Regions from separate parts of the Mus musculus genome. Here region 1 is linked to region 2. A link is a contact called in ENCODE POLR2A ChIA-PET data. All regions are on one chromosome and are shown on one strand. The core of a region is the stretch at or near the end of the contact, and the rest is flanking DNA. Distances in the headings are between cores, read along the strand shown. Region 1 holds the start of Rad21 (RAD21 cohesin complex component). Region 2 has its middle 33 kb from the start of Gm34678.

Region 1 (3,873 bases), core at 1,067-3,566, 40 kb after region 2:
GGGGTGTGTGTGTGTGTGTGTGTGTGTGTGTGTGTGTGTTTGTGAGAGAGAGAGAGAGAGAGAAGCATGTTATATTCAGCTTACATATTACTACTGCTCAACTCTCCTTGGCTCTAATATGGACAGAATGAGTTTTATTTCAAATTTAAACTCCTTCTTTACTTGGTTATTTGCAATGGTTAAGAAGTCATTTCATGTCTGAAGTTTAGCCTGGCCTTGGTGTCCATCATCCTAGGAGTCCTGAGCCTGAGGCAGGAGGATCTTCAAGGGCAGCCTGGGGTACATAATCGGATTTCCTCACCTCTCCTAACAACAATAACAAAACACAAGCCTGACTTTATATCAACTACAAAGTCAACATAATATTCTTTAGGGATAATGACAATTAAACGGAACAGCACATGTAGTCTCAAAAGCAGATTCAAACAGAAGTCTCAAAAATCAACTTGCCCAGTTAGAATATTCACACCTTTAAGGTAGGATGGAAAACAAAATATATTTCTCAAGAATTAAGTTTTCATCCGGGCGTGGTGGCGCATGCCTTTAATCCCAGCACTTGGGAGGCAGAGGCAGGCGGATTTCTGAGTTCGAGGCCAGCCTGGTCTACAAAGTGAGTTCCAGGACAGCCAGGGCTATACAGAGAAACCCTGTCTCGAAAAACCAAAAAAAAAAAAAAAAAAAAAAAAAAAAAAGAATAAGAATTAAGTTTTCCCAACTACCCAAGTATAACTCTCTCAGAATCTGCATGTTTTGCTAAGTCTGAAAAGAAATTCCCAATTTACTGTGCATAATACAAAAAGCACCGTGTCCACTCCTTAAACAACTCTGTAACTTTGGTTATACAAACTCTAAGATAATTCAAACACTGGACAAGGCACACACCTTCACCAATACCTTCTTAAAGAAAGTTGCCTCCAACCTTAAAGGTATTTACAATTTAAGAAAGCGACTTCAGTCTGTTCCAAAACCCTGCAGCCTTTCAGTTCACTGGCATTTGATTTTTAATAGGATTTTGCACCCTTGGTGGGGGTGGTGGGCACGGGACGGGACGACGCCGAAGCTCTTCCAATACAGTTTAAGGAGAGCAAATATTAACTTTCCTTTGTAAAGAGAAGCCGAAGTACAGAAGCCACTTCCATAAGCCATTCAAACACCAACGCGTTTTGGAACGCTGAAGACAGCTTAACAAATCAGAGAGCACGAAGAAAACGTCCACAGCGTTTCCCTCTTAAATTTGAAGAAGGCCGCTTGGTCTAGTTGAACACCTCGACAGTGTCACCTTACACTATCCTGGCAGAGCCTACTCAAAGCCTTTCTGTGCCACGAAAAAGGCACCCAGCCTCGGAACGTCTCTACAACACTCGATCCTTAGCCATTAAAGAAATTAAAAAAAAAAAAAAAGTTTAGAAAAGTTAAGGGGAATACCAGCTACACTCATGTTCTTGGAAGCAATGTTATTCGATCGTGTTTTAAAACAGCCGGTCCAATTTCTGAGATGCCCAACACACAAATATATACATTATAGAGAAATCCGGTTGAGGGAGACAGAAGAACAGGCGAGTGAGTCCACGATCCCTGCGGCCAGCACACGCCTGGCGCGACCCGGACCCCGGACTCCACACCCGATGCACCGCGCCCGCCCGCCCAGGAGTCTCCCTGACGGCTCCCGCCCTGAGTCCCGCGTCTTTGCAGACAGCCATCTTCCCCCCCGAGGGGGCGGCCAGCTCCGAGAGCGGGCTCGTTCAAACCTCCCCTTCTCTCCCCGTCAGCCCCGGGATCCCGCTGTCCCACCTCCGCGCGGCCGAGGGTCGCTTTTGTGGGCCCTGGACTGCGGCGGAACCATTAGGAAGTCAGCAGGCGCGGTGCACGGCCCCGGGGCAGCGAGGAACCCCCCCAGGCGAGGGCGGCCCCGGGACGTAGGGGGCCCGGAGAGCGCGGGGTCGCCGGGCGCTGCCCGGGAGCTGGCAGCACTCGGGGGCCGCAACGCCGGCCGCCTCGCACCGCAACTGCGGGCCGCGGAGCCCGCGCCCCGGGAGCAACCCGGCGGGGCAGAGCACCGGGGAGGGAGCCAGAGCCCGAGGAGGGGTCGGCCCGATCGCTTACCTGGATCTCGGCGGGGAGCCGGGAGGGGTGGGTGGCCCGGGGAGGGGGGGAAGGGTCAGGGGAGGGGGCGGGGAGAGGGGGAGCCCTTGTGCGGTGTAGCCTCGGAGCTGCTCCCGCCACCGCCACGGCCGCCGCCTCCTTTTCCGATTCACTCAAACAAACAAGATGGCGGCCGTTACGGCGCGGCTCTTCCGGCCGCCCAAATCCTCGGTTCAAATCGGCAGGATGTTTACGGTCAAAAAGGTACGTGTGCGCCTGCGCAACCCGCCGGAGCCGCCCCCCACCCACAGAAGGGGCGGCGCAGGCGCGCTGACCACTTCCTTGTCTCTGGACCAGCCACCTATTGGCCACGGAGCAGGCGCAAAGGGTTCCTTGAAGAGGTTTGCGGAGCGTCAGAGTTGGCAAATGCAGCGCCTGCGCAACACCGTGTAACTAATTGGGGTTTAACTTGAACTCGAGTTAAAGCAGGTCTTTGCTGTTGGCCAGTTTTCTTTGCGCCCGGCAAAAATAAAAATTATTTTAATGACCTTGTACAGCGACGAAGGAAACAAAAATCTTAAGCTAGCTGCTGGAAAAGTAAGGCCTAATTGGTTCGGCCAACCTGTGCTTATATTAGGTTTGCAGCAAAAAGCATGCTACCGAGGCCCTGGGAGAAATTTTTTGAGAGTAGATTCCTTTTACACGCAGTTCCTAAACTAACTTTGGTCTCCCATTCATGGAGTCTCATATATGTTCTTGAAAGTTCCCTTTAACAACATTTGATTCTCTGGCGGTGGTGGTACACGCCTTTAACCTCAGCACTCGGAAGGCAGAGGCAGGTGCATCTCTGTGAGTTCAAGACCAGCTTGGTCACAAGGTCCAGGACAGCCAATACTACACAGAGGAGCCCTATCTCAAACCAAAACAACAATAACAAAAACCAACAAAACAACATTTGATTCTTTGAAGCAGATGCTTGCTTATGGTTCATCAGTAAATTTCTTACTGTGGGAGTTAGCTACTGACAGTTTGGAAACACCTGCTGAAGGTGCGTGTGTCAACTTTAGGCAGTTTGCTTAACAAACCTTTGACAGGACAGATTTAATTAACAGATTTCACCTCTATTCATTGGAAAATAATCCACTTTCCTTTTTTTGGCTACGTAGTAATGACTTTTATGATTTGACTTAATAACTGACCGAGAAACTGCTTGCTGTCATTCTCTAAAGCCTTTTTATAAAGCAGTTCTGTTCTGCTTGTCTGTCTCATGATAACACACAACACATTTGAGAGAGGAAAACGGTAGGAGGATTATAAAACATACAGTAGCAGATTTTGGTTTAGAACTGCACACAGTTTTGCAGAGCTGTTCCTCGGAACTGATCAACTCTTGAAAAAGGATTATATATGTCAAAAACACTAGAGTAAGTAGGAAGCTTAGAGTAAGAGGATTGACAAGATTTTTGGGAATATCACAATGTGTTTTGGCATAACTTTAAAGCTTTTACAGTAAATGAAAAAAATAAGGTATAAAGCATTTGTTTAAAAAAAAAAAGCATTTGTTTAATAAAGAAAACTCCCCAAGTAAAATGCCTTAAGGTCTTGGACTAAGCAGAAGGAAATGGGTTTAAAACACTGATAAAACACTGATAATGATTTTGCTGTTTATCTGGATTTTGATAAGAAATGTCATTTAAGGATAAGATATGTAGTAAAATATAATCAGGCACAGACATAGAGAAGCAAAGAAGTTAGGGATAACAGTCCGTATTTCAAATACCAACACAATAC
Region 2 (3,761 bases), core at 1,091-3,590:
CCTTGTAGGAAGAAGTATGTCACTGGGGGTTGTTGAGGTTTCAAGTACTCAAGCCAGGCCGAGTCACTCTCTCTTCTTGCTGCCTGCTGATCTAGATATATATCTCTCAGGTACCTCTCTAGCACCATGACTGCCTATGTACCACCACACTTCCCACCATGATGGCAACGAACTAAACATCCTTAGTGTAAACCAGCCACAATTAAATGTTTTCTTTTATAAGAGTTGCCATGATCGTGGTGTCTCTTCACAGAAATAGAAGCCCTAAGACACATGGAAACACTTGGATCCTTCCAAGTCTGTCACTTCCTATTTAGATGCAGAACAAAATTTTCTTTTTCTTGTCTTCACTACTGAGGCAATAATCTCCTGAGGTCTTTATTTAACCTCCATTCATTATTAGACTTGGCACTGTGAGAGATGGAACACAAACTCTTTCCATCTCTGTGCAGTCTCTTGGTCCTGAGCCACAGCTTCCTCTGTGTGGGTCTTTCCCAGGCTCTCATACTCCACATATGTGTGCCAATCAGCATTCAGGGGCAGAGTCAAGGTAGACTGGTCATCGTTCAAATGCTGCAGTTCTTTCTCTACAGTGTCCTGTTCTTGAAGGTGACACTGAATTTTAGTCACTTTGACTTTGTAGAAGTCCCAGTTCCACGTAACCAAATCAGTCAAGCTGTCAGAAGCCACAAAGGTTTCCCAGCTCTGCACTGAAACCTGGGGACTTTCTCCAATTGGTGAGCTGAGTTTGGATCAAGATGACTTCCTCAGGGACACGGCCCCCAAGGAAAAGACACACACAGCTGCTTTAGTGATCAGCATCTGAAAACCACTGAACCATGTATGTCCTCTTCTTTTGGTTTGATGTAGAGTACATCTGTACCATGTCCTGAACTTGGCTAAGAAGGGAACATCTCTTAGAGATGTTTTAATTTCTTTTTAAAAACTGAGTGTAACCTTTAACATATTTAAATGATGTTTTCATTTATTAGACCTTCCTTTATGTTTTGCTCCTGTTTCTATATCAGGCATTCCTTTTCCATCTCTAAGAATTCTTTATGTTATAAAAATTGGCATCTTTTTTTTTTAAATAAATCCTTTCTTGTCTCTAATTTGTATGTCTTCACTTTGTTTAGAATTAGTACTCATTCTAGAGTGGTTAGGGAAAACAGTAAGAATGCCCAGCGTGAAGTTTCTCAGTAGTTTGTTAAGTGCAGTATTATGTGTTTAGACAAGATTCATTTTATTTACAAATGTTTTGACCAACGATTAACACATTTTAAGCTTCCCAAGCTGAGGGATGAGATGAGCCACATTATTTAAGACTTTTATCGATGGATTATTTGGGGTGGGTCATGGAGGTGAATCAAATGAATTAGTTTCCCTCCGTCTCAGGATAGAGTTTCATTTGAAGTCAGACTCTCAAGGGATCTCCCCACATGAAGGCAAAGGAATATCATCCTTATCAACTCCTAATTGGAAAGCAGCATCCCCTGCCATTATCCACACAGGCAGGCAGCCAACCATTAGAGTGTCAGCAGGAGAGCCAGTGGCCTCGTCACCTAGAAGAAAGCACACACGTTTCCATCTTATTCTCTAGATACTAAAAGGGGACAGGTGTACAGTTTCTGCTGTTCAGTATTCATAGTCACATTAAGAATTATGGCTGAGATTAACATAGTGCCAGGTCTTGCTATTTAAATTCATTAATAAGAAGCATTATTCTTTAAAATAAGCATGTTTAAAATAGTTGATTAACTATATTTCAACAAAATTAATTTTCTTTGTCACGTACCTTCTAACTTTGAATAAGCATGGTTTTGAGGATCAGTCTTTTCAATGGCTAAAGTGATAAAATAGACGCCTGGTTGGAGGCATCTTAAGAAGAGACTGGGTAGCCATAAAGCACTTCCTGTTTTTGTTTTTTTTTTTGTTTTTTTTGTTTTTTTTTTACTTCCAGCTCCACCGCAGCTGGATGACCCCGGGCGTAACCTGACTCTCAGAAAATCTGACCTTCTGTACACATTTCAAGCCCAGTGAACTGCAGGAATCCTGCAGTTCTGACTCGATGGCTTCCATCAGGAACGAGCTCACTAGATTTGAGGGCAGATAGGTCTCTGCAAGGCTTCACTGCCTGCAGGCCAAAGCAGCTCTCCTTTCCTGATGAGACCATGCCAAGATGACTTCCCACACAAAGGAAACGGTTTCCCGGCTGACATTCCTGCTTGGGGCTACTTTCATTTAATCAGCACCATCCAACCTCTGGGTTGGAACGCATTATATTCAGGGCACAAGGGCTGTATCATCTCACTGGTTCCTGCCTCTGCCCTCCCGATCCCCCTTCTTCATCCGCACCCTCTCCAGCTGGGGCAGGTGATGAAGCCAGGAGACTGCTAGGCTCCAGCATCCTGGCCTTGCCAACCCCTGCTGAGACAAGCTATCAGTTTTCACTCTTGACAAAACAGGACACAAAATCAAATCCAAAGCAAAGGTCACTTGGAGTTGAAGTCTCTGATCTTGCCATTCTTTGAGACCAATACTCTCTGACCCAGAACTCTTTCTTTAAGATAAACCCAATGAGCAAAACTTTGGTTTTTGTTTTTGTTAGCTGAGGAATTTTTGCTGCACGTGTTGCTACTTTTTGCTTTAACTTAGCATAAAAAAACCAGCATTTATGGTTTCCCAAGTGCTTTCTTGTAATTACTTAATTGTGAGCACAAGTAACGGTGGACATCAGGTTTTCTTGTTCCCATCTGACATATAAGAGTATCTGATGGCCACGAAGACAGCTCAGTGGGTAAAGGTGCACGGTGACGGTTAGGTTTCGTTTTCAACTTGAAATGACTTAAGAGTCATGGGGAAGTGAGTCTCAGTGAGGAAGTGACTGTATCGGATTGGTATGTGGACTTGTCTATAGGGACTGCCTTAATTAAGTCAACTGAAGTAAGAAGACCCAGCCCACTGCGGGTGGCACATTCCTTAGGCAAGGTTGCTCTGGAATCAAATAAAGGTATATAAAAGTCCTGCTGAGCAGTAAGCAACCAAACAAGGAAGAATTCATGCATTTATTTCTGTCTGCTTTTGACTGTGGATGTGACTAGCTGTTTGAAGTTCCTATCCTGACTTTCATCCAGTGACTGACTGTAATCTGGAACTGTAAGCCAAATCAACCATTTCTTTCCTAAGTTTTACACAAACACACACACACACACACACACACACACACACACACACACACACTTTTTTTTTGTTTTTTGTTTTTTTTTCAAAAGCCATCTTAGCTCCAGATAGTTTTGAGACATGAGCTGGGAGTCTGGTATGCCTACCTCCAGAGGCAATGTTAGTTCTACTGCCTCCAGCTATAGGATGAGATGAATGTATACATTCACTGAAGACACCGCAAACCAGTACTCACTTAATTTTTATGTGTTCTATTTATAAGGTTCATCCCTTTCAGATAAAAATCACATGACTTCAGTATATTTGGAAATTTCAGGTTGTGGTGATAACTCAGTTGTAAAATACTTTCAGTACTAGGGAAGAAGAGATAGGTAAACCCTAGGGCTTGCTGGCCAGCTAGTCTGGCTTAGTGGACAAATTCTGAGACAATGACAGGCACTATCTCAAAGAAAATAAGGTGGACATTACTCAAGGAGTGACAGCTAAAGTGTGCTCAAGTACACACACACACACACACACACACACACACACACTACATTATATAAACAGATATTTAGAAGAACGTTTACGTAAGTCAGTTT

Evidence for each region. ChIA-PET counts read pairs that join two places held with the same protein, here RNA polymerase II (POLR2A).
Region 1: POLR2A ChIA-PET joins it to region 2 with 17 read pairs in Patski. The contact joins the promoter of Rad21 here to the enhancer-like site in region 2. POLR2A ChIA-PET finds 5 or more read pairs at or near these places in 3 of 5 experiments (Patski and embryonic stem cell).

The regions. Positions count from the first base shown.
Region 1 is chr15:51,989,444-51,993,316 of GRCm38, forward strand. It overlaps Rad21 (RAD21 cohesin complex component), which reads right to left and starts at 2,317. Exons shown (of 14, transcript NM_009009.4): 1 at 2,104-2,317. It overlaps Gm52217, which reads left to right and starts at 1,532. Exons shown (of 2, transcript XM_030248881.1): 1 at 1,532-2,346. The coding sequence starts at 1,626.
Region 2 is chr15:51,949,734-51,953,494 of GRCm38, forward strand. No RefSeq gene overlaps it. Among named protein-coding and RNA genes, the nearest start is that of Gm34678, 33 kb to the left of the region's middle. Within about 2 kb of position 2,341, at least 1 of the 3 ENCODE cell types and tissues checked has a DNase peak (open chromatin) inside an H3K27ac peak, as active enhancers do.